Linked DNA regions of Homo sapiens: all the other regions are linked to region 3. Evidence: chromatin loops called from intact Hi-C (ENCODE). Cell type or tissue: dorsolateral prefrontal cortex. All regions are shown on one strand. Region 1 overlaps CAMTA1 (calmodulin binding transcription activator 1). Region 2 has its middle 38 kb from the start of TNFRSF9. Region 3 overlaps CAMTA1 (calmodulin binding transcription activator 1).

What was found. Peaks named below come from ENCODE experiments on the same cell type or tissue, not always from the same donor. Only the 100,000 strongest peaks of a DNase experiment are listed, where the experiment ranks them.
Region 1: a loop joins it to region 3, with 14 times the contacts of the local background. A loop is called at or near these places in 105 of 110 quality-filtered maps.
Region 2: a loop joins it to region 3, with 13 times the contacts of the local background. A loop is called at or near these places in 79 of 110 quality-filtered maps.

The regions. Positions count from the first base shown.
Region 1 is chr1:7,751,549-7,754,048 of GRCh38, reverse strand. CAMTA1 (calmodulin binding transcription activator 1) reads right to left here. Exons shown (of 23, transcript NM_015215.4): 21 at 1,516-1,590. Among named protein-coding and RNA genes, the nearest start is that of VAMP3, 18 kb to the left of the region's middle. In dorsolateral prefrontal cortex, a CTCF peak has its summit at 1,047 (motif pointing right); a DNase peak (open chromatin) is centred at 1,038; H3K4me3 peaks cover 1,043 bases; H3K27ac peaks cover 1,799 bases.
Region 2 is chr1:7,901,448-7,903,947 of GRCh38, reverse strand. It overlaps a transcript of UTS2 not described here. Among named protein-coding and RNA genes, the nearest start is that of TNFRSF9, 38 kb to the left of the region's middle. In dorsolateral prefrontal cortex, a CTCF peak has its summit at 1,040 (motif pointing right); a DNase peak (open chromatin) is centred at 1,037; H3K4me3 peaks cover 346 bases.
Region 3 is chr1:7,666,609-7,669,108 of GRCh38, reverse strand. All of the region lies in intron 9 of CAMTA1 (calmodulin binding transcription activator 1), which reads right to left. Among named protein-coding and RNA genes, the nearest start is that of VAMP3, 100 kb to the left of the region's middle. RefSeq lists an enhancer at 1,099-1,288. In dorsolateral prefrontal cortex, CTCF peaks have their summits at 1,188 and 1,393 (motif pointing left); DNase peaks (open chromatin) are centred at 428, 916 and 1,368; H3K4me3 peaks cover 1,228 bases; H3K27ac peaks cover 1,822 bases.

The DNA.
Region 1 (2,500 bases), 85 kb before region 3:
CCATATAAAGAAAATCAGCTACTCTCTTTGGTCCTAAGTCCCTGCTAAGTAAAAGGTATGATTGAATAATAAAGGAAAGAGGCTGCCTTTGGTAAGGCTTGCAGAATTAATTTCATGATCTTAGAGCCATACCCGTTTTGGGGATGCATTTCCTAACAGGACTTCCTGTTTCAGAGTACTGACACTGGTATGTTACTCATTAGCTATCATGGTGAAAAATCTCCCATCCTTGCATGGTGGAAAGTAAATGTTGCTGAGGCACAGGGCGAGTGAACATTAGCTTCTGCATGGCATCATAGCTGGGGAAAACCATCTATCTTAGTGAATGCCGTTTTTTAAGTTTTTATGATGTTAATGCAGTGGCTGTGCATGTTTCCTTCTATGGTCACAAAAATAAATTCTTCTGTTAATTTAAGTAAAAGTACAAATAACCCATTAAACCTATTAAGTCTTAAAGGCAAGATATTTTCAAAGCCGGCAATCATATGGTATAGGAGTAAGAAAAACTAAAGCAAAATGAAACATCCAAGGAATCCAATTAAATATGAATACTAGGACTTTTGGTATAATTAAATAGGAAGAGGAAGTAAGACATTAGAGAGTCTGCTTTAATGTTTGGTATTATAAACTGCACAGCTCCTGACACACAGAGCAACAACCCAACCACACAGAAGGTGGTCTACACCCAGCTCGGATGGCCGCAGTTACAGACGTCAGACTGGAATATTCACCTGGATAAAGAACACAAACCACTTTCACCAGCCCTCTGAAATCTAAGTAGAGACGCTAGTCTTCATAAAGAAATCTCAAATTTGAGGAACAAAGAGAAATTCCTCTGGCTTAGCTCCATGAGAAGATGCTGCATCCCACAGAATGCTGGGGTCACAGGACCCCATTTCCTACTAATTGAAGATGTGCCCAGAGTCTCAGATGTCTTTCTTTTCCTGAACAGCTGCATTCCAGTGATCTCTCCTGTTCCTCATCACGGACCGGCTTTAATTGATAGTTTAATAATAGAGCATGTTGGCGATTACATGACCAGCAGAGGGCACCAGCTATCTGGTGGAAATTCTACATCAGAAAACTTGTTTGGAATTCGTGGTTTTCTTTCCCTTCCTTGAGACTAGAAACTGTTTTCTGTTTGGACACGCGCTAGCATAGTAAAGGATTAGAGCAAAGAACATACTGCAATGTGGCATATCAATCACAGGTTAAAGAGAAACTTAGAATTAAAAGCTAGTCCGACTAAGTTGACCTCACACCCAAATTAAAACAGAAAAACACGGGCATGAATCTCCATTGTTCAAACAGCATCGTCTGACATGGTTACCAGCACTCCAAGGGTAGCAACCTGATCCCTAGTTAAAGAGCTCTACCGCCCTATTGTAATTTGGGACGTCTGCCCTGATTATCTGCAGGGGGATTAGCTTTACATAGGAGTTAGTGAGGGTTAAGAAGGTCAGGGTTGCTTCATCATTCTCCCTGAGCAGAATGTATAAACAAGGACTAGTGTACCTGTGGCGACAGCGGCGAAGAAACCTCATTATTTTTCGAGCAGCTTGATCCTGCTTTTTGGTTAGCAAACTGCTCCTGAAAAAGTCAGAATATTATTGTCACAAGAAGGTTACAGTAAAGCCCAATATGGAAAACTGGTCAGCAGTGACAGAGGACTCTGAATTAAGCAGTTCGTGTAGCAAAGCCAACAGCATATGTTAAAGATGTATACAATCTGAAGGGGGATGAGTGCGTATGCTGTTCCCATAGTATCGAGTCCGGGCATCACTAGAGGAGAAAGGAGGGTGTGTATAGGCGCTCTCAGCTTCAAGACAGACTATACAAAGACTGAAAATAAAATGTCACTTAAATATTCTTCCACAATTCATTATAAGCTCATTTTGCCACAAAAGGCATTCTGGCATTAGAGAGGCTTTCTTAGTTTACAAGGTGATTCACCGGAGTTGATACACTCTTTGGGCTATTTTGTAAATGTACTGATCAATATATTTTACTTGGCTCAACATTTTTATTACAGTCTCTAAAATGGAACAGCTTAACCCTAATTACTCTCCCAAGGTCTCACATGCAGTAATTCTACAATTTCACTCATTTCCCATTTGTGTCAAGAATAGCCTTGTCTCTAATCGGAATGTAGCATCATATACGTTTCAGTTACATTAGGATTAGGAACAAGTTCTGTTTAGAAATAACTCCAAGAATAGTTTTCATATTTTATTTTCACATTGAAAATCAGATTTCCTTCAGCCTCAAAGAGCATGTTTATGTAAAATTACATGAGTGCTGGCAGCGGGCTGTACTTTTTTTTTTTTTTCCTAAACAGGAAATGGGTTAAACTACTATAATTGAGTGGTAACTTTCTGAGTAGAAACTGGTGCTGCCAAATTCTGATATAAGGTAAAATTGGGTGGCAATATCAAAATAATTGGGTGGGAGGTGGAGAGAAAGAGCTAAATATTCAAAACCAGACTCAGCACAGGTGTAC
Region 2 (2,500 bases), 230 kb before region 3:
AACACATGAAGTTCGTTTTTGAAATCCAAATTTGAAGTACTGGTTAAGTAAAAACAAAGTATCAGTTTATTTTCATGGGAAAGATGAAAGCTCTCACATTCTGAAGGGGCTGTGGCTCTTCATTTCTTCCCTCCCTCCCTTCTCTTGCTATTGCTAAGCCTGACACTTAAATGTAGCTATGTGACACTCCTGTGCAAGCTTCTACTCCTGCAACCCCCAATCTTTTGGATTTCCTTAGGAATTTAAAAATTAGACAATAGGCCGGACGTGGTGCTCATGCCTGTAATCCCAGCACTTTGAGAGGCCGACGTGGGAGGATCGCTTGAGTCCAGGAGTTCGAGACCAGCCTGGCCGACATGGTGAAACCCTGTTTCTACCAAAAATACAAAAATTAGCCAGGGATGGTGGCGGGAACTTGTAATCCCAGCTACTACTCCGGAGGTTGGGGCAAGAAAATGGCTTGAACCCGGGAAAGGGAGGTTGCAGTGAGCTGAGATTGCGCCATTGCACTGCAGCCTAGGCGACAGAGCGAGATTGTCTCATAAATAAATAAATTAATTAATTAATTAATAATTAAAAAAAGGAAGGAGGGGAAGGAGGGGAAGCAGGAGAAGGAGGGGAAGCAGGAGAAGGAGGGGAAGGAGGGGAAGCAGGAGAAGGAGGGGAAGGAGGGGAAGCAGGAGAAGGAGGGGAAGCAGGAGAAGGAGGGGAAGGAGGGGAAGCAGGAGAAGGAGGGGAAGGAGGGGAAGCAGGAGAAGGAGGGGAAGCAGGAGAAGGAGGGGAAGGAGGGGAAGCAGGAGAAGGAGGGGAAGCAGGAGAAGGAGGGGAAGGAGGGGAAGCAGGAGAAGGAGGGGAAGGAGGGGAAGCAGGAGAAGGAGGGGAAGGAGGGGAAGCAGGAGAAGGAGGGGAAGGAGGGGAGGAGGGGAAGGAGGGGAAGAGGGAAGGAGGGAGGGAGGGAGAAAAGCCAGACAGTAAACTGGAGAACAAAAAACGCTCTACCACAAGAGGGCAGTAGACACCACCAGCGCGCAGGCCTCCCTCGGGATCAAAGGGAAGGCTCTGAGCGCGGAAGGAACCCCGCATTCTCTAATTTAGGCCTCTTCTTCAGGGATGGGAAGGAGATGGCTAAAGAGGTTCAGCGACTTACCTGAAACCACGCCGCCAGTGGCCCGCCTCTGTTAAAGGCTAACGTGCCGCCTAATTAAAGGGAAGGAAATAGGAGGCGCTGGCCGGGGAAGCTGGCTCACTTCTTCAGCACTTTGGGAGGCCGAGGTGGGAAGATCACGTGAGGTCAGGAGTTCAAGACCAGCCTGGCCAACATAGCGAGACCCCCGTCCCTATAAAAAATTAGATTAACAACAACAAAAAGAATTAGGAGGCTCCTTAGTAGGGACGCCCTTCCCCCATAACTTAATAGTCCAACAATGATGTGCAAGTCGCCAAAAGAAAGAAAATGTATGGGGAGTGGAAGTATAGAAAAAGCCGCACTGACGACCCAGGCCATCTTTAGGCCCCTGTGATGTGAATGGGAATGATTTTCAGAGTCTTTACCAAAATGACTACATTGTCAGAACTTCCCCGACTTCCCGCTTTCCCCCAGAGAATCACCCCTTCCCTGTTGAGGAGACAGGCAATCTGCCCAGAGCCCAGAGAGAAGATAATTTCTAACTTCCATACAAAAAAGCAGGGTGGTCCCATCAGGACAAAACTCTCCCTGAAGGAGTCAGGTCTGTATAACCCTCACCCGGGGGCAGAGATAGCCTGGAGCCCAAAGGCTGTGTCTGATCCCAGACCCTGTTGTAGGAGCTGGTGGGGAATTGCCACCCTCCGCAGTCCTCCCTACCCAGAGCCACAGAGCCCCAAAGCTTCCCTCCCAGCCTGGTGTTACCAGCGCTGAGTCCAGCCCTGCTCTCAGCCACCCCGGTCATTCTCTCCCACCTCATCCATCACCCTCTCCCTCGCACCCACTCCCTCTAGGGTCGCTGGATTTCCTTCTGCTCCTTGAATCCACTAAACTTTTCTCTGGCTTAGGACATTGGAGTTTGCTGTTCCTTCTTTCTCAAATGCTTTTCCCTACAGACCTCACACGTTCCGTGATCTGCTGGGCCAGTCTGTGTGGATCCTCACAGGCATCTCAAACCCAGGATGTTCCAAACTGGCCGAGGGTTTTTGTTTTGGTGGCACTGGATTGAACCATCTCCTCCACGAAGTCCATTTCCTCACACGAAGTCCGTTTCCTCATTTGTAAAATGAAGACAATAGCACCTACCTTACAGGCTTTTTGTGAGGATTAAATGAGAATATAAATATATATATACACACACACACACACACACACACATAGATGAATATATATACACATCCAAGTATATAGCAGCTGTATGTATATATTTACATACATACATATGTATATAGCATATACATGTATACATATAAAGCAAGTAGCACAGTGCCTGATCCATAGAACACCTCAATGAATGGAAACCTTTACAGTAAATGC
Region 3 (2,500 bases):
CAGCCTCTCTGGGTGGCATCTCCTTGCTAGGGGCCCTTCTGACCACAGCATCCCTTGTTCTGATGCCCAGGGATATTTGCAGCTCCGTGGAAGTGGCGGGGCATTGGGGGGAGTGGGTGCCTGGCTGAGAAGAGTGCCGGCGGACAGGTGGAGCCTGACTTTGGGATGTCTGGAAGCACCAGAAGGCCAGCTCAGGGCACCATCCCCCAGGATCCTGGGAAGTGGAAGAGCAGTGACTTCAAAAGGCCACAGACAGTTACCATGTGAGAAAAAGGGAAAAAATAATAACCGCAATCAACAGCTGCTAGCATGAGGCTGGGGCTGCTGCCGGGAACAAAGAACTGCAGAAATTACTGGAGAACATCAGGACCTTCTCCATGGAAACCGCCGCAGGACAGCTCAGCATCCATCCATTCAAGGGATGGTTCCCATGGCAACAGCCCGCCTGGCTGCGCTGAACTGGTGGTGACGCGCGTGCCTGAGGCTGTAATTGCAGGCTCTTCTGCTGCTGCAGCAGGAGTGTCAGTGGTGGGAGATGACGCAGGAGGGTTTTGGGGGTGGGGAGGGGGCACGAAATGCCATCTGAGGTCTCTGAGTCCTGAGATAAAGGGCCCATGTCTGATGCAGCCAGGGCAGATGCTGGGGCATAGGGGGACGCCTCTGGGGTGTGTGGTGGGTGTGTGTGTGTGTGTGTGTGTGTGTGTGTGTGTGTGTGTGTGTTGGTGACCAGCTGCAGCTGGAGGTGAAGGGGTGGACAGAGATAGGAGAAATGGGAGCAGCCTGTGGGAGGGAGGGCCACTCAGAGAAGAGACAGCAGGATGGCCCCGGCCATCGCATTCCTGCTAGGTAGATGCATTGAGGTTTAGAGCTGGGTGGGGGTGCTGAGTAACCGTTTAGCCAAACCCCATTTTGCAGACTGGGAAGTAGGGCCCAGGCCGACGAGCCTGCCTGTAGAGCCCTCCCTGAGCTTGGCAGAACCTGGCCAGATTGGACTCCTGATGCAGTCAGTGCACAGACAGGCTGGCAGGGAGGGGACAGGACGAGGGCCAGACAAAGGGAGAGAAGTGTCAAGAGAGAAGGTGCTCTCTCCTGTAGAACCCAGGATGGGGGCACCCCTGCTGTGGTGTGGAGACAGTGGCCTGGGTAGGAGAGGACAGCAAGGAGGAAGGGGCCCTTCACAACCTCTGAGGCCTCACTGTGTGGCCAGGTGGGGCCCCAAAGGGCCTAGCTGGGTGGCTTATGCGCATTTTCCAAATCAAGCTGAATTTCAGCAGCTTTTGGTTGTGGGTAACTGGAAGCATTGAGGGCTTCTGGAAAAGCAAGGCTGGCCGCTCCCTCTGCTGGGCTGCCAGGCTGCCAGGCTGCCATTGCGTTCCTGTTCCTGGGCCGCCCTCGTGTGGCGAGCTGCTGAACTGCAGGCCCAGAAAGGACAGAAGGAGTCAGGCCTGCTAATGTCCCACTCGCCAGGACACCCAGGAGGCTGGGGTGTGGGTCTGCACCCAGCCCAGGGCCTGTCTGACAGGCCAGGACCTCGGGAAAAGAGGGGACCCTCCTCCCACCTCCTGGCTTCTGCAAGACATTAAGGGCTCCAGGGCGCCTCTAAGTGTCCCGAGGACCAAATCTCCCAGGTCCTAGGACTGGGAGTGCCTCGAGGCCACCCCCTCTCAGCCATTTACACGTAAGGAAACTGAGCCCCAGAGAGTCAGGTCTCAAGGAGCCAGGACCAGAAGACAGCTCTGACCGTCCCCCCGCACCCTGATCCTGGCCTCCTCCCTGTCCCTTTGCATCGCTTTCTTAAGCCCAGGGTCAGGGGGCACGGGGAAGATGCCCAACTGGCCTTCATGGGGTGGGGTGGGGGGTGTGGTGGGCACTCCGAAGGTGCCATTGAGCTCAGAGTCACTGATAAGATTAGGAGGTCAGGGCCGGGTGTGGTGGCTCATGCCCGAAATCCCAGCACTTTGGGAGGCTGAGGTGGGCGGATCACTGGAGGCCAGGAGGTCAAGACCAGCCTGGGAAACATGGTGAAACCCCGTCTCTACTAAAAATACAAAAATTAGCTGGATGCAGCAGGGTGTGTCTGTAACCCCAGCTACTCGGCAGGCTGAGGCAGGAGAATCGCTTGAACCTGGGAGGCGGAGGTTTCAGTGAGCCGAGATGGCGCCATTGCACTCCAGCCTGGGCAAAAAGAGTGAAATTCCTTCTCAAAAACAAAACAAAACAAAACAAAACAAAACAACAACAGCAGGGGGGTCAGAAACACGGTCACACCAACCTATACCAAGAGGAAGCCCAGTCTGATCCTTCCGGGCTCTTCCTATCGGGGATGGGAGAGCTGGGGGTGTCTGTACACAGATTTTCTTAGCTTTGCCAGCGGGGAAGAAGGGTGAGGAAGTATGAGCCCCCTTCTTTGGTGTTCTCCAGCCGAGTGGGCCGTGGGCAGCCACCTCCCAGGCAGTGTCCAATCAGGGCCCGTGGTGCATGTGCTGGTCCCTGAGCACCC